Linked DNA regions of Mus musculus: regions 1 and 3 are each linked to region 2. A link is a loop called in an ENCODE intact Hi-C map of the cell type or tissue named here. Cell type or tissue: gastrocnemius. All regions are shown on one strand. Region 1 overlaps Gm29185 (a long non-coding RNA gene). Region 2 has its middle 35 kb from the start of 1700027A15Rik. Region 3 has its middle 33 kb from the start of Gm29185.

Region 1 (8,000 bases), 220 kb before region 2:
ACCAAAAGCTACCTTTTACACGTTCAAAAAGCCGATTCCATAGTTGCTATGTATTCCAGGTGCAAGAAGGATCCCAGAGAATGGAGGTTTCACTGGTCTCTCACACCTCTGAGGCTAAGAGACGGGGAAAGAGGGAAGAAGAAGCTGTGTTGGTGACTGTGAGTCTGACCACTAAATTAGGCTGATGGAAAAGTATGGCTTCCTTAATTTTCAGGGTGTGGAAAGCTCCCTCCCAGGGCTGAGTGTTCCTCTGAGGACTGGACAGCAGGAAACACCTGCTTCACTCTTCCCTGGCTTTTTTCCCTTTAAGAATTCTGGGTCCCCCGCCCCTTTTAACTCGCTATGTTGCACAATGAACAAGCAGATTTCCACACATTCCCCCATTTAAGAGAGGAAGTCTGGAATAATCTATTAGCAATAAACACACTTTGATGGCTTTCCTACCTCCGCCCTCATTCTCCTGTCTTCCAATTGACTTCTACAATTGCTTCCTCAAGCTGTCTCCCCTGACCCTTAGGCTAAGAATATTTTTCTCCTAGAATAAATCAAGAATAAGAAGCCAACCTGCACTGTTGAGGGACAAGTGTACGTTCTGTTCACCAGGATTCCTAATTTTAGATTGTGCCCTTCCCTTCTTGCAGCAACGGGAAAGCAAATGCAATTCCCATTATGGAAAGGCATGAAAAACAGATGTGAGTCTGAATCTCACCATGATAGCAGCTTTCAAATGTCCTCTCAGAGGAGGTGCTCGGAGCTGTTAGCAGGTTCTTGGAGGAGCCCTCATCCATCATGGCGAACATCAGCCTGTAAAACCATGTGCACAGTCACACACAGGATGGGGAAGTGCTCTTAGCACACAAAAGCATCCAAGAGACCCAGCAAGCTGTCCTTAGGCTTACAACGACTATCAACAGTTACCAGATCCAATGTCCTCCCTCTAATGAGATGAACATTCCCCAGTGATGTTTGGGAAACTAGCTTCTCCCCAACATGTCCTACTTCTGTTCTCACTGGAAACAAAGAAAACCTGGCACAAAAAACGCAAGGGGAAAAAAACAACAGAAGGCACCACTTTCATGAAGAGCTCTATGCTACACGTACGTGGTCAACTGAGTTATTTTTGTCTTTTAAGAGATCTACATTAGATAGAAACCTTAACAAATCCCTGTAAATTTCAGGACTGTAAACCTTGACACACGCTGAGCTACCTCATTTCTCTAACAATCTGTAAAGCTGGGGGATTAGGATAGAAGACCTTTGAAGTCGCTTCTAAATTTCTAAACATCGGTTGCAATGTATCTAGCAATACAGGGCTGGATCTCTTATTTAAATTGTTCTAGAAATGAGGAAAGAAATGAGGAAAATAAAGTAATGAAATCTAAGAAAGGAATGCTAAACACTAGTCAATGAAAAGATGAGCAAATTCAACCTCTTTGCTGATCAAAGAAACAGAAATGAAAACCTAGACTACGAGAGTACATCTAAGCTTAGCCAGAATGGAAAAGAAAAATTGCATAATTAAAAATTGTATCAATGGTTACAATAGCAACGCTTTGGAAATATATATATATACTGTTACAATTGAGTAGTCCCTTTGTCTGTAATTTCACTTTCTGCAGTTTCAGCTTGACCTACAATATGAATGGAAAAAATCTGAAAAAAAAAAAAGGCAGCTCTTGAGTTTTAATGTGTATTGTTCCAAGTGTCAGGATGAGATCTCACATCACCTCTTTAGCCCACCCAGGACGCCAATCACTCTTTTGTCTAGAGCATCTCTGCTGTACATGTTTCCTGCCCTCAGAGTCACTTAGGCATCTCAGGTATCCAGGTGCTTGTGGTCCATTAACCTTACTTTATTTAATGATGACCCTGAAGCACAAGAGTAGTGATGCTGGCAACTCAGATGTGCCAAGAGTCTATAAAGTGCATCCTTTGGAAAAAAAAAAAGATAAAACATGTCAACTTCATAAAAAGTGGGGGAAAGGTATGCCGAGGTTGTTGAGGTCAGTGCTAAGGACAAATCTTCTACCCATGAAATCATGAAGGAGGAGTAAGGGATTCATGTTAGCTTTGCCACTACACCTCACACTATTCAAGTGAAGGCTACAGAGTTAATTATGTAGAAAAGACATTGGCTTATAGTGTTACGTGATTTCAGAAATCCACTGGGAGGGGGGTGGTCCTGGAAAGTCTCCTATATGAGGAAACTGCATATCTAGTAATTCGGATACCACTAACCATTAAAAGTGATCTGAGTTCTAAAATGTCTTAATACTGAAAATAAGGCTGTATTATATTCTAGTTTTATTTTCTGTGATAAAAATATTTTATTAAAATCAACTTGGTGGGGGGGAAGGAGTTACTTGGCTTATAATTCCAAGTAACAGTCCACCATGTGGTTAAGTCACAGAGGTTTGAGACAACAGGTTGTCTTATAGTCATAGTCAAGAACAGAGGGAAACGAATATATCCATGTTGCCTAGCCTGATTCTTTGTTAGTTTTCTTTATTTTTATATAAACCAAGGTCCAGCTTAGGGAATGGTTCCACCCAAAATGGAATGGGTCTTTCTACATCAATCAATGGTCAAGAAAGTCCTCCACAGACATGCCCATGGGTAAACCTGATATAGGTAATTCCTTAATTGAAATTATGTGCCTAGATGATTCTAGATTGTGCGAAGTTGACTAACAGATCAATTTTTTAAAAGGAAATAAAATACATATAGCAATACTCCACTTAATGAAAGCATGGATATTCATGCATGCTTATGCATAGAAAAAAAATCTTCATGTGATACCCACCACAGCAATAGCAGTGATTATCTAGAGGTTCTGAAACCATTTGGAACAGTTTTACTTTTCAACAGTGTTGAACTGTTTCACAGTGAACATAATACTTAAATGATCAATGAACTCCATTTCCATTTGGAAATAATATACAACTAAATACTGTGAGCATGATGTACACAGAGAAACACTGCTTTAGAAATAGATTCAGCCTGATGGGCAGTCTATGCTAAGGGTACCTGTGAACCCAATCCATACCCTCAGAGCCCTGTGATTTTAAATATTACCAGTTGTCTTTGCTCAGATTTATCATTTTTACAAGTCTCTTGTATTTTTTGTGTATCTGTTTCTCCATCTATAAAACAATGATAACCCACCTTGTGAGAATGTTGTAAGAATTCAGTGCAATAATATGAATACACTGCTTAGAATGATTCCAATAAATATACTTACTATATATTATGTATAATATTTATATTCTAACAACCATATAGTATAGATTGTTACTAGACATACCACATCAGAATGGCATGCTATATGCCATTTATAGCTTGTTTATCACTAATTTACTAATATCACTATTAGCAGTTAATAGGATACTGTGAATAGTAGGTGAAGAAGTTTTTTGGTCGTGAATGGTCTTGTTTCTTTTCAGTGAATTATGTTGCCCTAGGTTCTCTGTGATTTGCAGCCCCCTTTCCTTTCAGAGAGAGAACTGTTCCTGTATGGGGAAACATACATAATATATAGCATTAGTGGTATGCATGGGATATAGCACTAGTGTTATGCAAGGGATGTAACATTACTATTGTTCATGGGATATAACATTACTGTTATGTACTGGGGGGGGGGGAGGGGCTCACATTACCACACCTTCACCTAGAAACAGTATGAGAAAACAGAAGATGAAAATTCCGCATTTAAGTTGAAGTCAATTAGATGAGGAAAACAAGCCAGTGCACTCCTCACTGTGCTGTGGTCAAATGCTTGAGGTATGAAGAAAGCTGAGTACTTAAGAAGCTAGTGTTTACAGCCCAGCCTGGCATGGTGGCTCACACCTTTAATCCCAGCACTCAGGAGGCAGAGGCAGATGGATCTCTGTGAATTTGAGGCCAGCCACAAAGCAAGTTTTGGACAGGACAGCCAGGGAGGCTACACAGGAAAAAAAAAGCCAGAGTTTATCTGATTCACTTGGGTGAGGGCTTCAGAAGAGCTGTGATTCCAGAAGAGCTGTCATTCCAGCAGCAGAGGTATATCTTCTTAGAAGTATCAGAGCAGTATAAAAGATTCAGGAAGGAAGTCTGCTAGGAGCTATCGGGATACTATGGTCAGGACCGATCAGATGACTTCAAGTAGACATCGAGAAGTGGGGAAGGGGATGAGTCGGAGATAGAGGTGGGGACAGGCAGTCTCGACCAGCTTTCCCTGTAACTGGCTATTAGGTTGGGCAGGGCTCCCCTAATGAGTCCTGGGTCTATAATGCTTTCACTCTAAAATGGAGAATGTGGGCTGTTGGGCTCTTTTAACCCACCAACCACCTTCAGTTATGGAATGGGCTTCCAAGTTTGGTGGATGTGGTGCGATCTAGTCTCTAAGTTGTACAGGGTTTAGATAACATAGATGCTTAGGGAAGGAGGTATTGGAGTCTGTGGTGAACTCATCTCCGTGACCTGAGAAAGGGTCACTGAGCACCAGGAGGGTCAGGAAGATGAGTTTAAGAACAAGCTGAGAAAATATGACACCATGGGAGAGTGCTGGGAAAGAGCAGTCACCAGCAAAAACCTCTGGCACCTAATTTCCACTAGTAAACAGCCAACTTGGAAGCAAGCAGCGGCCTTCTGTGCTGAGCTCAAAGCAAGAACTGGCCAGGACAAAGAGGTCCTGGGGTGCAGGGCTGAGAGGAGGAGGTGGAAGGGCCCAGCCTGGCCAGCAGCACTCAGGACTGCAGAATCATGCTGCTTAGTCTCCTTCCCTGCACATAGCCTGACACGTCCTTATCTCTGTCCTGCCTGAATGCCAGGGCTTATGAGGGCAGCGGGTCTGTCGTATTAGGGAGCTACATCACTTACTGGACCAGAGGACCATCATATATATATTTCATATATATATATATATATATATATATATATATATATATATATATATATATATATATATATATAAAATAATCCACACCCTGCCTCACTCACACAGTGTTGGGGGGGGGGGAAGCAAAATAATGTGTAAATGATTTTAAATGTCCAAAAGTGCTCTATGTACTGAAACCATAATCGTTGTCATGCCAAAGCCTCATTAATCATAGCTTTCAAGTTCACTCCTAGGCCACGGTACACTGAAACCTAAAACTAAGAAGACCAGGGTATCTGGTTTCATTATGCTTTCTTACTAATATCCACTAGATATTAGTCCTAACTGGTATTCTTTTGTACATAGTGCAAAAAAACGTTAGGAAATGGAGGCTGGCAAAAGTGGCTCAACAGGTAAAACCCACTTTCCACACAAGCTGATAACCTGAGTTCAATCCGCAGACCTCACTGAGCCCATCCCAAGAGAACTGTGGGCGATAGCACTGAGAATCTGTAATCCTGGAACTCCTGTGGTAAGATGGGAGATGGGGACAGGAGAACCGCCCCAAAGCTGAAGGCACTGGAGTGTGCAACACCACAGAAACAAAAACGACCAGAGACCTTTTTTTAACCACAAGAAAGGTGCATACATACTGCCGCTAGAAAGCTGAGTTCAGAATTCCAACCGATGCCAAAGCACAGATTGTACCCACAGTTTCACACCCAGATCATATAGCTACAGAGAGGGGTTACGGAGGGGGAGAGGGGAAGGGGGAGAGAGGGGGGGGAAGAGGAGGAGGAGGCAGAGGGAGAGAGAAAAGAAATAAAATTTAAAGTTAAAACATGTATCAGAAAGGTACTTAAATGTATATAAAAGATATACTCAGAGCAAGGAGTCACCACATCTGGAATTATGTGTATCTCTATTCACCTTGGATCTGTTGTCTTAAAAATGTCCTCTGAGGTGAAAAAGCTGTCAAGGGCTCTACCCCAGCCTCCCTGTCCTGGGCCTCAATACAACTTTGCTTTCTAGGATGAGGATGCTCTGAAGGTCTCTACCACATGTCATCTCTGAGCATGCCCAGCACCATGAGCGCTTCATGTTTTCAGTAAACTATAGGAAGACTGGGAGAAAGGCAAGCTATGGGAAAATGTGTACATTCCAGGCTTTCCCTTAAGCATCTTGGGTAGTTGAGAAAGTGAGATGTATATAGAGGTGTAAATAGCAAGCCAATCTTCCTGTCATCTCTTGTTCCCAGCAGGTGATTGGTTCATTTGCATAAGACTGAGAACACAGGTCCAGGAGTGGGCTGTGAGGTGGGAAGAGACTGGAGATGCAGGGTGGATTTTCGTGTACATTGTGTAAATACTGAGGCACCCTAAGAGGTGTGGGGTAGTGGGGTAGGATAGAGGACCCTGGTGCAAGAGCTCCAGGTACATGAAGACCATATAACTTAGGAAGATGTGTGGCTGTGGAAAAAGGGATGTGCAAGCACTACCCCTCTGCTCCAGTCCAGGTGAGATGTCACCTAGTCCTCCCACTCTGCACATCCGTCAGTGGGTTTGGATGAGGTTGCAGTAATTATGTATTTTAAAGAAAGGCTGTACGTGCCACGTGTCTTGCAATGTACCTGGCATTTGGAGGTGCTCAGCTCCTCAGGCAGCCTCAAGTCTAAAGCCTTCTGGGAAAGAAAGCTCTTGCATCCTCTACCGTATTATTCTTTTTCTCCATCTTTGCAATGTTGTTTGGAGCCTTGAGTATGTTACTGGTGACTTCATCAAGCCCAGCCTGCCTAGAAACATTCAACTGTAGGTAGCAGTGACAGGCTTTTGGGTGTGGCAGGGAAAGGGTCTGTGCAGGGTCTGGGTTTCTTGACTGTACTATTCTGTGTCAGTTTCTGCACAGTGCAAAGGAGATAGGGAGATGAGGGAAGCAGGAAATTTCCTCTTGTCCTTTGAAATCTTGAATACACAGTGAGGCTTCCACTGAGCCCATCTGTACCATGCTGCATCCTCTTTGCTGTTCCACGAGCCCACCAGTGTTCATTTTGTATCTACGGAATGTATATGTTGTAACAAGTCTCTGGTGAGGGACATAACATAGTCAAACAAGGGAAGCTGAGTCTTGGCTTAATTGTTTACTGACATGACTCGGGGTCAGCTACATTACTTCAGTGAGCTCTAGGGTTTTTTTTTTTAATAAACTACAAAATAAATAATAGTAATTCATACCTTGTAATATTAATAGGTATACTAAAGTAGAAACATATGCCTAGAATATAGTAAGAGCTGAATAAGTGATAGTTGTAGTTGCAATTATTATTATTATGTGATGCAATTAGGGATAAGCTACAAGGCAAACTGTATTTCCAAGTCCGGTAGAGGAGCTATTAGGACTGCAAATTGTCTTACTATTTCCTTCTCACCATGAGGTAAGCAGGTTTTTTGAACCACACACTGCTGTAACGATGCTCTGCCTCATCCCAGAGTGGCTGGTGGGTACACTCTTTGGATGCTTCAGGTAGATGCTTGAGATCCAGACAGGACCCCTGCAGCAGGTGTTACAGCTGCAGAGGGGAGAACCAGAGCCAGTGAGCTCCAGGAGACTTGAATACAGGAGACTCAAAAGGAAGATGGTGGGAAGTGGCCAGAGCGGTGAGAGTGGGCAGGCGGGCCCTGGTGAAGATGAGACTCCATGGAGAGTGATCTCACTAGTGTGACCTGAATCATGTCTTGAGATCTCCTCTGTTGACAAATGAAATGGCTATGAAATGGCATAACTGGACATTCACAAAGTATCAGGATAACTGTTTTTGAATATTTACAACATGTCATACTTTATGCTAACCATTTTTAAGTAGGACCTCAGTTAAAAGGCAGTAAATTTTGAAGAAAGGATTATCATTGTAGGAGGCGTTTGAGGAAACAGTTAGAAAGGTAACAAAACTCATGCATAGATGTGCATCCCACGAATGATAAGAAAGGATGCTACTCTAATGTTAGGGTCTGGGTATAAAGTGTTTTTGGAAAAGGCTCCTTTGCTTAAGGCCTAGTCTCCAGCTGTTTGCTCTACTGACAGATGATCCTTAGGACCATGATTTCATCCATGCGTTAATCCAATGATGTCATACAGAATGGGCTGATGG
Region 2 (8,000 bases):
ACATACACATATATACACACTCACATACTCACAAGCACTCAAATACATACACTCATACTCATACATGCTTAAATCCATACACTCACACACACTCATACACTCCCATTCAAACTCACACACACTCACCACACATATTCACATACACATAAATGCGCTCACCACATACACACTCACACACATACACATACATACATACATACACACACACACACACACACACGGACATATACACACTCACACACACATACCTACACACACTCACATACACACATACTCATGCTTCAGAAAGCCAAGGCATATGACTGTTCAATAACAAGGCTGGATGATTAAGGATGAAAGCTTCGTGCAGATGGCTCATGTGTGCCCTTAATCCAAACTAAGACATGGTCTGGGCGACATGGACAATTTTATGAGCTGGTAATAGTTTTAACTAGCTCTCTAGTTTGACAGATGTAAAGTTAGGCACACACACACCCTGCCCCCAGAGACGTAGAACCAAGTGAGCTGGTTAGCTCAGGGAAGAAAAGGATCAGAAAGCCAGAGAGCATGATACAGAGAAAGCAAGGCAGACCGGTGATGTGGGCCTTAAATCAATTCTCATTTATGCCTCTCCATGGCTTTGTAACTTTGGATAAGCTATACTCTGTGAGCTTCCATTTCTCTGCTCATAAAGCTGAGGAAACAGGGCCTTTTCACAGCAGGTGGGGAGGACCAAACTGGAGGATATTCATGGGAGACGATCCCTGTGCTATAAATTGCTTTGCAGTTATTATTCTAATACCTAAGGCTCTAAATCCGTGTCAGCTGTGAATTTGCATAGAAGGTGAACATGAACTGAAGAACCTTGCCTGTGAGCAGGAGAAATTCACATTGGCCATTACGAAGCCCATCTTTTAATGGGCCTGCTGAAAACAAGCTGGAATGTAATACAAGGCCGTCGGGAGTGCTCTCTCTGCATGACTTCCCTCTTCACGGGGAGGGGGGAAGCTGTATCTTCTCTAGCATCCTAGAGACTATAAGGATAACAGCTCTGAGCCCTGAGAGCTTCAGGCATGGAACATGTACACACATCTCCATGTCTCGCAAGCCCTTGCCAATCAAGCAAGGTAAGAATTTTTTTTTCTGTTCTATTTATGAGAAAACTGAAGTCTAGTGACCCTAAATAATTAATCAGTAGTGGCGCATGTATTAACAGAGAGGAAAAAAAAAGCCCAAATATATCTAGCTACAAAGCTAGTTTTCCATTATGCCAAAATATCTGTGTTGGTTTTTCCATCACTAAACGACCAATTGCAGACAAAAATAAAGCTGACTTTTAAATAGTACATATTTGTATCTCACAGATTAGCTGAGGCCTCTGTTCAGGGTCTCAGAAGCTATAAGTAAGATATTTTCTTTCATGTAGTATCAAAAGGCCAGGAGAGGGTAAACCCTCTCTGGGTCTTCTAATTGGTTCTTGGTCCTTCAGAGTTGGATATTTTCTCTGGAAGCATAGCCCTCTTATATGACTGGGGATCGTGTAGATCCATTGTCCTCAAAATCAACTAATTCAGATCACATTGTATCTGACATATTCTATTTCCTAGAAGCAACCCTGGACCCAGTGCATGCTCAGTGGGGAATATCCCACAGGTCCTAAACACTAGGCCAGGATCATGCAACGGCCTTACAGCTCTGCCTTCATGCTGCTTGCCTGAGTTGTGGCTTCAGGCTAAGAGCAGGAGTGGTGGGTCTAGCCTGCCCTGTCTGTTTCCTATGGAATTATAGGTAGTATTGCATCCTAGTCTACCTCTAGTATTGGAAAGAAGGGAGCATTCTAGCATTAAATATGGAAGAAGAGAGGTTTTCAACTCTGGACAGGCACTATAATTCCAAGGAAGATTCTACAACATAAAAATGCTTTCCCCAAGATTCTGGGTTAATTGATATGGGGTGTGATCTGAGCATCTTTGTGTGTGTGCGCGTGCGCGCGAGCGCGAGCACGTGCGTGCGTGCTTGCCCCAGGGGCTTGTGAAAGACAATGTTATGATACAAAAGAAAACCTTCAAACGTTTAGAAGAAGAGAAGAGACAGTATAGGCTTCTGGTTTGCAGTCTGGCGTATAAAATAAACGTTCCCATCCTCACAAGAAGAAAAGAACAAACTAAACATCAACACTTACCACCACACAGCACATCGAGGGAGGAGGAAGACCAACAGAGACCCGCGGACTGCCATGCCACCCACAGACCTTCCCTTGGGCACATGGGCCATGGTCACCCACTTGTTGACTTGTCGTGCAGTACAGATGGAGGATGCCACCCAGGGGCCCACCAGCTACAAGGCCAACCTGCAGCAGGAACCGCCGCAATGTGCTAGTATGTGGGATCAGATGGGAGAGGAGTGGAACAGCTTGTAAATCATGAAGAGACATGGAACTGGAGGAGTAGCCTATTTTGCGTGGCCAGCGCACCACACGGGGCCATGGTGAGGACGTAACCGAAGCTGCCCCTGAGGGTCATGTCTGGGTCCTTAGCTACACAGCAGCAGGGGTCAGTGTCGATAACCATGGCTCATTTTACCACTAGAGGACATGGAGAAGCCCTTTGTGGACAGCTGCCAGAAACACTCGGATATCTAGTGGCTGTACATATCTGGCCCCGCCCCTCCCTAGCTGGGGAGGATGCCCCATCTCTCACCTCTCACCTGGGCCCTGCACCTCAGGCTGCACAGTGGAGCTGGCCCACCGCGGAAGCCTTGAGTGTGGGAGAATTAATTGACTCTGTCTCCTGCCAATGAGGGCATTGGGTGGTCTAGCTGGAGCAGTGCTAGAGAGCTTGCCCTGGTAGTGCAGATAAGGGATTGCCAGCAGGATGGTGAACTGGTTGCCACTGAGGCCCAAATCCAGGGCTCTGACTTGGCGCATCGCAAAATCGATATCCTCTGTGAATGGTTGGGACATGTGAAAGAGCCAGTCCTGTTGATCCAAAGCTGCAGGATCTCCATGACACTGGGCAGCGATGGGACGACCAGTAGGAATCCTGGTAAAGATTCAATACTGATGGTGTCACAAGCCAGAGATCTGGAACCAGACCAATGACTCATTGCAATAAGCATTTGCAAGTGAAGGTGTGTGGACAGAGAGACATACTATGGGGCACACTGTGACACTGTAGCTTCCACAACAGGATGATTTCTATGCTGTGTGTGAGTGTGTATGAGTGTGTGTGTGTGTGTGTGTGTGTGTGTGTGTGTGTGTGTGTGTGTTATTTTGGGGGTGGGATGCTGCAAGGGTGAATGGTGGATATGAGGGGACAGGTTGATGGGGGAGGGGAAACTTAATATGAAATTCATAAGGAGTCAATTAAAAGTTTTTAAAAATGATACCCTTTATTGTAGAGATTATTCGAGTCTTCGTACTCCTTTTGAAGCTAAAATTGTTACCAGGAATCTGTACCAGCTAGACTCAATGCCTTTCATGTGCCTCTACATTAGTCTGCAAGCCACCCTTGCCTTTGGGGCTGAGGAAGATTTCTTGTGCTTGTTGGTATTTTTTTTTATATATTATGAATTAAATTTGTTCTTTCACAATTTCAAAACAGAAGAAGAAAAGAAAAAAAAACTTAACAATAGGTCTTCCGTGTGATCCCGCCATACCAACTCAACACAGCATGGCTGTACAGCAGTGTTTACTGAAGCACGTTCACAGTAGTTACAATGTGAAACTAACATGCGGTGCGTCTTGTCAGATTACGTCCTCAACGTCCCTCTCTAGATTTGGGTACCTGGGCATCAGATCTCCCAGCCTCCATAACTGTGAGCTAATAGTGAGCCAATACATTTTCGCATTTTATAAATTACCCACTCCCTGCCACAGTGGCTCAAAATAGACCAATACAGGAAAACATTATTCTAATTTGGAATGTAAGTTAAACAAACTTATCTAAAAATTGAAACTTACAGAGCTAGAAGAGCAAGATCACACTTCCATTTAAAACTTATGATGGCACCACATGGAATATTTCTCAGCATCGGCCCAGGGAGCCGTCTGCTTACTTTTTTGTTTTGTTTTGTAACTTTTCAGTTTTATGGCTACTGAAAGGAATTTTTTGGAAGGAATCTCTGAAGGAAACTTGGCAGGGAGCCAGATCATCTCCAGCATCTGCCATTCCTGTGCGTGAAGAGAGGCAGGTATTTCAGAAACAAAACCGGATCATGAACCTGAAGCCATCCTAAACAGACAGGAACTCAAGACCAACCAGTAAGGAGAGAAAAGATGCAACTCAGGCCTAAAGGCTCTTCAAGTACCAGAAGCAACGGACCTGCAAAAGTAAGTCCCAGAGAAAAATAAGTTATTACACCAAAAGGAAAAAGAAGTACAGGTTTAGGATGAATCAGAAAGGCTAGGTGAACTGTTTCCAGACTTCTAATCCATTCCTCAATACACTGCCAGATGGCTTCTACTCTCTTTGCACCTCCATTGTCTTTCTAACATCCGCTCTACATTCTCTTGTGACCTCATCACTTCAAAATACAAAGAACATGTCTCAGTGTTTCCAACATACATTTTTTGACAACATTTGACTCTAATCTCATTAAAATGGTAATAAATTCATACAAATAAGTGTGTAGACCTTGAAATGGAAGACTATGGTACATCACAAATTCTGAGGTTCCTGCACTTCCCTGATGGCCCACTAGTCTCTCTTTGTTTCTTATTTTCTCAGTCTATTAAATAGGAGCATGTGTCTCTCTTAAAGTGTGGGTGAAAGGTAATCATATATTCTACCTGAGATATGACCAAAGGAGACACACAGATTAGTTTTGATTGGTTGATTGGTTTTGGTTTTGGTTTATTTTGTTTTGTTTTCTATCAATGTAACACAAACTAAAGTTATCTGGGAAGAGGGATCCTCAATTAAGAAAATGTCTCCATCATATTTGCCTATAGGCATGTCTTTGGGGGCATTTTCCTGATTAATGATTGATTTGGGACATCCCAGCCCACTGTGGGTGGCACTACCCCTAGGTCAGGTAGTCCTGAGTTGTATAAAAACGCAAGCTGAGCAAAGCCATGCAGAGCAAGCCAAAAAGCAGCATCCCGCCCTTAACTATGCTTCAGTTTCTGCCTCCAGGTTCCTAACTTGAGTTTCTGCTTCAGATTCCTTCAATGATAAGCTTGGCTAGCTGCTTTTGGTTACACACTTTTCAGGGCAATATAAATCACACCAGGACGGAAGTCAGTAGAATACTGGTGACAGTCTTATTGACTTTTCCAGTCAACTGAAAACTACAGAAAAGTATGTAAGCATTGTCACTAAAGTTGGCCCAGTTGACTACAGGTAGAGCATTCATTATTGAAGTAGATCTGTTTTCCTCGCCGCAAGGCAAACCCACCTAAGTGTAAGACTTTAATGAAGTAATGCATGGTAGGTATTAGAGAACAAAATACACTTACAATAAAAGTGTGTTACATGGCATTTGAAAAAAATCTTATAATTTTTCGACAACTTCTATTAATAGATTACTATTCCACAATGCTGAAAACTAAACTTCCTAGCTGGGTTTGATGGTGTACACCTATAATTCTAGCACTTGGAAGGTGGACGCAAAAGAATGGGGTGCTCACGGTCTTCCTCTGTTTAGTGTAGCAGTTCTGAACCCAAAGGTCGTGACCACTTTGGAGTCAAACTACCCTTCACATGGGTCGCATAGCAGATACCTTGAATATCAGACATTTGCATCATGATTCATAACAATAGCAAAATTACAGTTATGAAGTACCAACGGAAATAATTTTATGGATGGGGGGTTTACCACACGTAAGGAACTGTATTAAAGGACCACAACATTGGGAAGGTTGAGAACCATTGAGTTAATGAATTCAAGAAGACACTGTCTCCAAAAAAAAGTTCAGAATTCTTCCCTGTCTCTCTCATACTGTCATTCTATAGAATTGTGCATCAAATACCAGTGATGCCAGAGTACAGTGGTGAAGGCTAGGGTAAGCCCTTGACTCCTATTAACACCTCTGAGACAGACTGATACTTGCTTTGAGCAAATCACCCTCTGCTCCGCCTCCTTCCCATCTGTAAAATGGAACTGTTGAATTTCTAACTTTGGCCAGATTCCAAACTCTCAAAGTAACAATGCGTTTGGAAATGCTTGTCTCCGGTCATGCCTTCTGAGACCACCTCCCCTCTTACTGGGGTCTTTATCTCACTGAACCCCAGCTTTGGTATTTGGTCTCTGACCTCAGGTTCTATGGCATGTGTGCATCAACACGCTCAACAATTTGCCAGTTTTCAAGACCAAGAAACTACCTTACCAAACTCTACATAAGGTCTGCCTCCTGGAAGTGCAGGTAAGGCACAAGCATGTGATTGGGAATGAGAGTAGTTCCTGTCACTGACTTCCTGGTGGCTTTCTTTGCATCCTAGTAAATGCCCTTCAGAAGAAGGATGCCTTGGGAGAGGAACTAGTCAGGAAGCCTTTCATTGGCTCCAAAGCACAGAGCCCCCAGCTAACTTTCTGGGGCATCTTTGACTTGGATATGCGTCTCTCCCTTGTTTACACCTCTCTTGTTAAAGCCTTCCTTCCCACTTAAACTCTCTTTTGTCAGGTCTCTTTTATTAAGGCAACGCTGACAGGTCTTAGCATAAGGAATGATATGGAGACAAAGGCAACCTCATGGGCCTCACAGGCCTGCCATACTGAATGCCCTGAAACACAGAGACTGAAGTATGCTGGGAGCTTATCACTCCTTTCTGCATCGATCTCTGTAAAGTCCAACCATTGAGAGGACACTCCATCCCGTTCACACAGCTCTCAGAAGAGAGTCTAACTACTGCCTCAGCCACCATTTCCATAGTTCATATGGGAAGCAAATATGTTCCTCTACTGGATTGGCCATGTAGCCCTTTGCTTCAAATGAGTAGCATCTGCAGAGGTAGGAAAACAGCAAATAGGATGGGCAGGAAAACATCTGTGTTTCAAGCTGAGTAAATGCCAAGAGAAGGCAGAAGCTAGAGGACCTGCGAGTTCCTGAAAAAATGGAGCCATCTTCCTGAGAGCTAGATATGCTACTGAAGAAAGATAGCCTGTTGCAGGAGGCCAGGTGGGAAATGATGACATCGTGAGCTAGGTCTCAAAAGCAGGAAGCAAGAAGGTGAAGGTTCGAGACTTTTGAGGTGAAATCATGAGACTTCAAACACTGGGCAAATTGGGAAATGGGCAGAGAGATAGGGGGAGGAGCCTGGAGGTGTCTGAGCTCTGAGCTTTGGGCACAGGATGGTGCCATGCTCAGAGAATGGTAACTATCTATCAGGTGTGCTCTAGGGACACACTAAATCTAAAATGTCAACGTGAGAGCTAAAAGTACTTAATAAGCATGACCTGTCTTTGGTCCCTAGAACCCACATACAAAGGAAAAATCAGACATGGTGGTATATGCTTGTAATCCCAGAGCTGGGGAGACAGAGACAAGAAGTACTCTGGGGCCTGTGGGCCAGCCAGTCTAACCTAACTGGTGAGTTCCCGTCTAAAAAGTGACCTTATCTCAAAAAAGGTGGTGTTCCTGAGGGTGACACCCTAGATTATCCTCTGGAACACCTGCATACAGATGTGAATCCATGAACACACACACACACACACACACACACACGGGGGGGGGGGGGGGGGAGATGAGATATCCCATTTGGGTTTGGGCCTGGAGCTCTGAGGACAGAGTTGGCATAGTTAACACGTTGACTACTGGATGCCTCTGACTCAGCATCACTCAGTACATGTCATCATGTCATTTCATTTCTCCCCACTCCCCAGCTCCTAAACCAGCTCCACCATCAGTACCTGTTTTGCTATTAAGGCTCCACCCTACAAGATCAGAGTCTATCTCATTCATCCAGCCATAGCAACAGACACTGTAATATATCTAGCCTTTTGTTAGAGGTTAAAAAAAAATCATGAAAGAATAAACAGCTGATTAAACCAAGTAATTAACTGGTTTTTGTCCCTCTTCCTCC
Region 3 (8,000 bases), 56 kb before region 2:
TTTTTAAGGAGAATTATTCTCCGCCTAGGACGTATTACTCCCTGATTGGCTGCAGCCCATCGGCCGAGTTGTCGTCACGGGGAAGGCAGAGCACATGTAGTGGAAAACTACCCTTGGCACATGCGCAGATTATTTGTTTACCACTTAGAACACAGGATGTCAGCGCCATCTTGCAACGGCGAATGTGAGGGCGGCTCCCCACAAGTAGTGTAAGTATCTGACATGCAGGATACCTGATAATGTGACCTGAGAGAGGGCCCTTGCCTCCTGCAGGGGTCGCAACTCACAGGTTGGGAACCATCACTCTAGCCTGACTCATCTGATTCCCATGGCAAGCAGCACCAAAGACACTCTTCTGCGAACTGTCCAGGGGCCATTGTCCTTTCTGTAAGCGTTCTGTGGATCCATTGGGTTACCATGGCTAAATCTTCACACTGAATCCAGTTCAAGGATTTCATCTTTCCTTTCTGTCTTTTGTTTTGTTTCATTTCATTTGAGATGAGGTCTTAGTAGCCCGGGCTGACCTTGCACTCTCTCTGAAGCTGAGGATGACCTTGAGTTAGTTCTTGATCCCCGTGCCTGCACCTCCTATGTTCTGGGAGCACAGGCATTCATCATGTACCTATGCAGTACTAAGGTTGGAGCCCAGAGCTTCGCACATACTAGGCAAGTACTCTACCAAGAGAGCCTTAGCCGATCCTCAACTCACAGTGTTCTTTGCAATTTGGGGAATTGAACTTAGGGTCTCATGTGTGCTAGACAAGCATTCTACCACTGAGATGTATTCTCAGCCCTCGATTTTTTTAATTAATTAATTAACTTACATCCCAACCGAAGTTTCCCTCCTTCCTTACCTCCCAGTCCTTCTTCCCCTCCCCGCCCCCATCTACTCCTCCTCTGTTTCTCTTCAGTGGAGGGGAGGCCCCCCATGTATATCAGCCAGCTCTGGCTATCAAGAGGCAGAAAGATTAGGCACATCCTCCGCTGAGGCTTGATGAGGTAGCCCAGTAGGATCCCAAAAGCAGACAATAAAGGCAGAGCCAACCCTAGCTCCTGCTGTTAGGAGTCCCACATGACGACCAAGCTACACAACTGTAACAGATGTGCAGAGAGCCTAGGTCAGTCCCATGCAGGCCCCCTGCTTGGCAGTTCAGTCTCTGTGAGCCCTATGGGCTCAGGTTAGTTGATTCTGTAGGTTTGCTTCTGGTGTCCTTGGCCTCTCTCCTACAATTCTTCCTCCCCCTCTTCCACAGAATTCCCCAAGCTTTGCCTAATGCTTGTTCATTAAAAAAAAAAAAAAAAAAAAAAAAAAAGACAAATTAGCCAAAAATCCTAGGCTTTTTTGTAAAACTTGCTTTTAATTAAATCAGCTCTTATAATTGATTCTGCTAATCTAAGCTTAGCTAAGTCCTTGCCTCTTCTCTATGTCTACTGCCTCTTACATTACCCAGCCGTGTTTTTATCTTCCACTGCTGTTGTGGTCTATCTCCCTGTTTCTTCTCAGAGATGTGTCTTCTCTTTAGAGTAGGCCTATAATAGTCTCATTGAGCAATAGCCAGGCAACTTTCTTTAACTCAGCAACCTCATTTCCCACTGGGACTCCTTTGGACATGTTCAAAAGTCCTGGTCCAGAAACATGAATTATAGATACTGTTTTCTCAAGGCCTCTAAGCAATTTCAGCTGAACTCAGGGGTCTTGAACATACACCATTGCTTCCAAATAATGTGAAACGAAGGTACACATGCCCACAAGAAAGATTCCCTCCAAAGAAACTTATTTAACTTGGCCACTGGGTCCCATAACTTTCATCTATTTTTATTATTAATGATAAATATTTCTTTCCTCTTTTGCCTGATACCATGCAGAACCAGGATAACTATGCCAACAATATCATATCTTTGTAGTGTTATTTTTATGTAGTCTTTGGTATAAATTACAATACTTTGTACTGAGTATAATATCTTTTAAATATGAGTATCTAACATTAATGATGCCTCTATAAATGTCTATTCAGTAAATAAGTAAATAGATAAATAATGGATTAGTCTAAAGTGCAGTTCATTTGACTTAACTGTTTTAACTATTCTAAGGTTTTTAACTTTATAGTTTAAGTGCCAGTGTGGCTGGAAACATTTTTCACATCTGACTCCTCCATACCACTTTAATTCACTCTATTACATGGTATTTTGAGAAAAGTGCAATTGAGATCTCTGTTCTTTCTCCTTGAATCTGAGTAGTACAGCCTTGACACAAAGAGAGCAAGTATGGGCCTAATCCTCTGATAGCTTGTTACTTGGCCTCTTGGAATCCTGCACAGGCATCCTGAGTCCTGTAATAGAGAGAAGTGTTGGTAATACAAAGAAATACATAGGATCCTAGGGGAACTCAAACTTCTAACTGTCCCCAGGAAGGTGCTAGACATAGCAGACAATAGCCATAGTGCTTCATGGAGAAAACTATTGAAGACAGTCAAGCTGAGCTCCAGGCAACAATCTGCACTGAGAGCAGCCATGGGCCTGCAGTAGTCTGATGATTAGCTAGCTCCTTTGGACCTTCAGAAGACTGTAGCACTAGCCAGTGTCTGACTGCAGCATCATGAGGGGGTTCAAGAGAGATGCCCACCACTGAACTCAGTCAACACAGAGAGCTAGGAGCTTCAGTGTTACATAATGGTTCAAGCCACTGTTGGGCAAATCACATACAGCAACATATAACCAGAACACACTGAAGAGCAATAAAAGTTGGATTGAAGAGCAAGAATTGTTCATTGGTCTCTTCAGTTTCTAAAATACTTCCTATAAGGCTATGCCCACTGATGAGGGAGGAGGCATGGCTTCTCACTTCAGACAAGAGCGTCAAAAAGAAAGTCTCTTCTTTGGAGAAAATTTTCATGCAAGTGTGAGTGTCAGGTATCAACTTTATGAGTCCTCATCCTGGGAGACCCTGCACAATTACTTTACCTGTGCCCCTGTCGCACAATATAACTACCACTTCACCTCAATCCAAATAGAGAAATCTATGTTGTATCATCTGTACCACTTCCTCCTCCTCCTCCTCTCCCTCCTCCTCTTCTCCTTCTCCTCCTTTTCCTTCTCCAGCACCTCCTCCTCCACTTCCTCCTCTGCCTCTTCCTCCTGTCCTTCTTCTCCTCCTCTTCCTTCTCCAGCACCTCCTCCTCCACTTCCTCCTCCTCCTCTTCCTCCTCCTCTTCCTCCTCCTCTTCTCCTTCTCTTCCTCTTCCTTCTCCAGCACCTCCTCCTCCACTTCCTCCTCTGCCTCTTCCTCCTGTCCTTCTTCTCCTCCTCTTCCTTCTCCAGCACCTCCTCCTCCTCCTCCAGCATCTCCTCCTTCTAAGTCCTAGAAGAGAGAATTTTGCAGCTACCTTTAGCAATGCATTCTTCCAGCTCATAAGTCTTAATTTCAGCCCAATTTCTCCAGATGTAGTTTCAGCTCTTGTACCTTTATCATGTTCTATCTATCTATCTATCTATCTATCTATTTATTTATTTGTTTGCTCTTATTTACCTTCTATATCAAATCTACCTGCACTGCTTATTTGGATGGGTTTTGAAAATAACAGACTTAAAATGAATGAAGGAAAGAACATGATATAAACTCTTAATACATAATACAAGTGCAGTGCATAGTATCCCAGGTAGAGCCTTAGCTACTAGGGCATTTTTATCCTCTAGGATGTGCAGGTGTGTGGAAGAATGGAGAATTGTCTTAGTCAATATTCTATTGCTGTGAAGAGATGCCATTACCATGGCAACTCAAAGAAAAGCATTTAATTGGGGCTTGTTTATAGGTCAGAGGTTTAGTCCATTGTCATCATGGTGGGATAAATGGCAGCGTGCAGGCAGACATGATATGGGAGAGTAGCTGAGAGTTCTACATCTGAGTCCAAAGGCAGCAATGAGAGGTGGGGAGAGAGAGAGTGCCTGGCTTGAGCATTTGAAATCCCAAAGCCCACCCCCAGTAAAACACTCTCTCTTCTTTATTTCCTCCTTCATTTCCTGGAAGTGCTGGAGGACAATGGGAGGGGTTTAGAACACCACTTATACTTGACCCAGTTTGCCTTGGGACTTTCTCTGCATCCTTCCTGGGCACTGCCTTGGGACTTTCTCTGCATCCTTCCTGGGCACTGCCTTGGGGCTTTCTCTGCATCCTTCCTGGGCACCGCCACCATGTATGATAGCTGAAAAGGAACAGGACCAGGAGTGGGGATAACTCCATGAATGCAGAAAGTTCTGGTCACTAGCCAACCCTTGCCAAAGATCTGCCTCTACCCTATCTGTCTGTCACTTCCCAAGGTCATGACATAGATGGAGCGTTTCTTTGGGGGGGGGGGGCGTGCAGAGGCCCTTGCTACCATGTGTCTTTAAGTCTATCTTACCCTTTCCCAGAGCACAGTCTGGTCTTGAATCTGTTCTCTGAAGACAGCAAACATAAGAAAGAAACTCACTCTTGAGACAAGCATGAAGGAGAGGCAACGCTATCTATCACTCATGCTGCCCCATGACACCAAGCATCCTGACACTCACCCTCCCCAGCACCCTCTGTTATCCCTGATAGCCACTCTCAGCTCCAGACTCTCATCCAGCCAGTACAAAATCAAAAGAATGGATCTTGGACAGCTGGAATAGTCATCATCTCTCACTCTGTGTCTCCAATTCCTGCGGGGCCTGCCCTATGCCCTCTTCCCCCACCCTCCCATGGCCTCTCACTCAATTCATTTTTCTCCTGGCATCATAAGCTATTTTCCACCACCCTGCTGGCCTAAGTTCAACCCACTTCCCCAAGGGGTTTGTGCTCCCCACTTCATCTGTCTCCCTCATGTTCCTCCTGCTGGAACTGGATCCTCTGGTTCTATTTTTGGATTCTTTCCATTGGCCTCTCTTGGACTAGGCAGCTTACTTCTTCAACCTGCTTTGCATTTCTCTGGCCTCTAATGAGCATCTCTGAAATCTTCCTATGGCAGGTGGAGGCTACAGTCAGCAGCTGTGTGCTCTGATGGGTCTTCCCCTTCCCATCTTCCTCACCTTGGCAGAAACAGGGAACTTCCAATGACATGAAGACTTCATTATCCTTCATATCCTTAAAGGACATTCTTGAGTTTTTTTTTTTTTTCTGCAATAGTCCAAACTTGGGGTTAGAGGATAGCACCTCTGTCTTCCAGATGAACCTCACTTTCATGTCCCCTTTCACCTCCACTCTTTTCCTGATTTTTTTTTTTTTTTTTTGGTCACCACTTTCTTCCACTGTCCAGACATAGATAGCATACTCTCAACCTCTTCAATCCAATGAAAATCTGTCAATATTATGTGGCACTAAACTTCCCATAGATATAGCAACTATTCTGTTGTGACTTGTTTCTGTCTTTGGTGCCTTTTTATCCTGGGACAGGTTCCCCCTCCTTTCTAGAAATGCCAGTTCTTTCATTCCATTCATTTGTTCATTCACTCATTTAGCAGGGCAGGGGTTAGAACCTAGGACCTAGATGTTCTACCACTGAGCTAAATCTTCCAGAATAATTTATATATATATTTTTCTTTTTGAGAACCTTATTTCATCAAACATGATATTCAGTTGTTTTAATACAAATGATATAATTCAATTCTTATTTATAGCTGAATAAAAGCCATTTTGTATATACACTCCACATTTCTTTACCATCCCTCTACTGACAGGATTCTAAGCTGCCCTGGATCGTGGCCTCATGAATGGTTCAGCAGCAGATCTGGATACAGGTCTGTACAGCATTCTCTCCCTCTCCCTCTCCCTCTCCCTCTCTCCCTCTCCCTCTCTCCCTCTCTCCCTCTCCCTCTCCCTCTCTCCCTCTCCCTCTCCCTCTCTCCCTCTCCCTCTCCCTCTCCCTCTCCCTCTCCCTCCTCTCCCTCTCCCTCTCCCTCTCATCTCCCTTCCTTCCTTCCTTTCTTTCTTTTTTCTTTCTTTCTTTTAAACTCCAGATTTTATTCCCCTCCCAGTCATCCCATACCTCCTCCCCACACCCCTGTCTCCACAAGGATGTCCCCACCCCCCACCCCACCAGACCTCTAAACTCCCTGGGGACTCCAGGTGAATCTTTCTCTGACTAAACCCAGACCTGGCAGTCCTCTGCTATACATGCATTGGGAGCCTCATATCAACTGGTGTATGCTGCCTGGTTGGTGTTCCAGTATCTGAGAGATCTCCAGGGTCCAGTCTGAAAATCAATCTGGAGGTTCCTCAGAAAAATTGGAATTAGATCTACCTGATGACCCAGCAATACCACTCTTGGGAATATATCCAAAATATGTCCCACCATGCCACAGGGGCACGTGTTCCACTATGTTCATAGCGGCCTTGTTTGTGATAGCCAGAAGCTGGAAACAACCTAGATGTCCCACGACAGAAGAATGGATACAGAAACTGTGGTTCTTTACACAGTGGAGTACTACTCAGCTATTAAGAATGAGGACATCCTGAGTTTTGCAGGCAAATGGATGGAACTAGAAAAATAATTTATATTTTTTATTGTGAAATAAAATTTTACTATGTTTCCCAAACTGGCCTCAAACGTACACTGTAAGCCAATCAGACCTTGAACTTGTGATCTTTCTGTTTCGGGTCCCTATATAGCTGGCACTGTAGGACTGTGCCTTTAAGTCCAGCTCAGGTCTTATATCATGGGCATTCTGTTCACTTGGGTTCTCCTCCCCTACCGCATTTGTTTTGACAGGGCTGTGTTCCATCCTGCCCACACCTGGAGCTTTAAGAATATTGAAAGTCATCTTTCCTCCTGACTTCCTGTTTCAAAAACGAAAAGAGTTTCTACTCAAAAATATGACTTCTGTTGGTTTTCTCTTTGCTTTAAAAATACTTAAAAGTTCACATTTACAACTGCAAATGGATATACCTAAATATCTATGTACATATGTGTATCTATATGTATGCACACATATATACACACAGCCTACATTTATAACTGCAAATACATGTACATAAATATCTATGGACATATGTGTATCTATATGTATGTATACATATATACTCACATGCATAATATATATACATATACATATATATATATATATACACACACACATATTCTTCTTAATTTTCTCCCCTCCTTTCTCGCCTATACCTTATACTACAGTAGTCAGTCCTAAAACTGGGGTAAAGAAATTTATTTCTTACAAAAGAGTCCTTCTAAGAACATGAAAAGTCACCTCTATTCTTCTCATACCTCACCTCAAATACCCCAAGTCACAAATCTAGTTTTGATAATAACATACCCTTGCACTTATTTAAAGCCACCCTGTGCATGACTAATCACTGGCGGGCTATGGGGTGCAGACAGTCACACACTTGTCTTTCGTGATTAGAAGAAAACCCTCTGATTTCAGAGGCAGAAAGTCCAGGTTCTCCTCTCAGCACCATAAAACCTTGGTAACATAGGACTGGACGAGAAGCATCGGCTTCCTGATCTTTACTTATTTTCTGCCCTCAGAAGTTCACGTGACTGGAGTCCATATTCTTAAAATTTTGATTTTCTATTATTGCTATAGAAAATCTTGTTCATTATATTCTTAGAGATGATATAGCAGTATGACTCTGACAAAAGACTTGTGATGAAGCTTTTTCTTTCAATAATATATTTCTTTAAGCTTTCCTGGGTTTAAATTTTGGATCTCACAGACCTTAGTGATGTGGTCCTAGACAAGTACTTAAACCTCCCAAACCTGCATGTCACACATGTAAAATAAATGTAGTAGTAACACCTATGTGATCAGATTATAACGAGTGAGAAAAACGTGTAATGACTGACACATATTGAGGCTCAACTGATGCCCATTTTTACCAAGCACTTCGAGCTCATCTTTGTTTCTTAAATGATTTCTAGTAGGTCAAACTAGAAATATTTTCCCTAATAACAAGGTTGGTTGTGACTCTAAGAGATAGTGTCACTGGCATCTGACGTCTGCTCTCATCTGCCTGTGGGTAAAAGGATCTACTT

The links. A loop is a pair of places that touch in the nucleus more often than their neighbours do. Peaks named below come from ENCODE experiments on the same cell type or tissue, not always from the same donor. Only the 100,000 strongest peaks of a DNase experiment are listed, where the experiment ranks them.
Region 1: it touches region 2 in a loop (2.5-fold over the local background); 3 of 42 quality-filtered maps call a loop at or near these places.
Region 3: a loop joins it to region 2, with 2.5 times the contacts of the local background. A loop is called at or near these places in 3 of 42 quality-filtered maps.

What each region holds. Positions count from the first base shown.
Region 1 is chr1:73,261,879-73,269,878 of GRCm38, reverse strand. Gm29185 (a long non-coding RNA gene) reads right to left here. Exons shown (of 5, transcript XR_865539.3): 2 at 710-804; 3 at 13-114. Among named protein-coding and RNA genes, the nearest start is that of Gm31344, 98 kb to the left of the region's middle. In gastrocnemius, no CTCF peak of the experiment used is centred here; a DNase peak (open chromatin) is centred at 4,679; H3K27ac peaks cover 2,960 bases.
Region 2 is chr1:73,046,723-73,054,722 of GRCm38, reverse strand. No RefSeq gene overlaps it. Among named protein-coding and RNA genes, the nearest start is that of 1700027A15Rik, 35 kb to the right of the region's middle. In gastrocnemius, no CTCF peak of the experiment used is centred here; DNase peaks (open chromatin) are centred at 2,703, 2,900 and 4,127.
Region 3 is chr1:73,102,774-73,110,773 of GRCm38, reverse strand. No RefSeq gene overlaps it. Among named protein-coding and RNA genes, the nearest start is that of Gm29185, 33 kb to the left of the region's middle. In gastrocnemius, no CTCF peak of the experiment used is centred here; a DNase peak (open chromatin) is centred at 4,781; H3K27ac peaks cover 730 bases.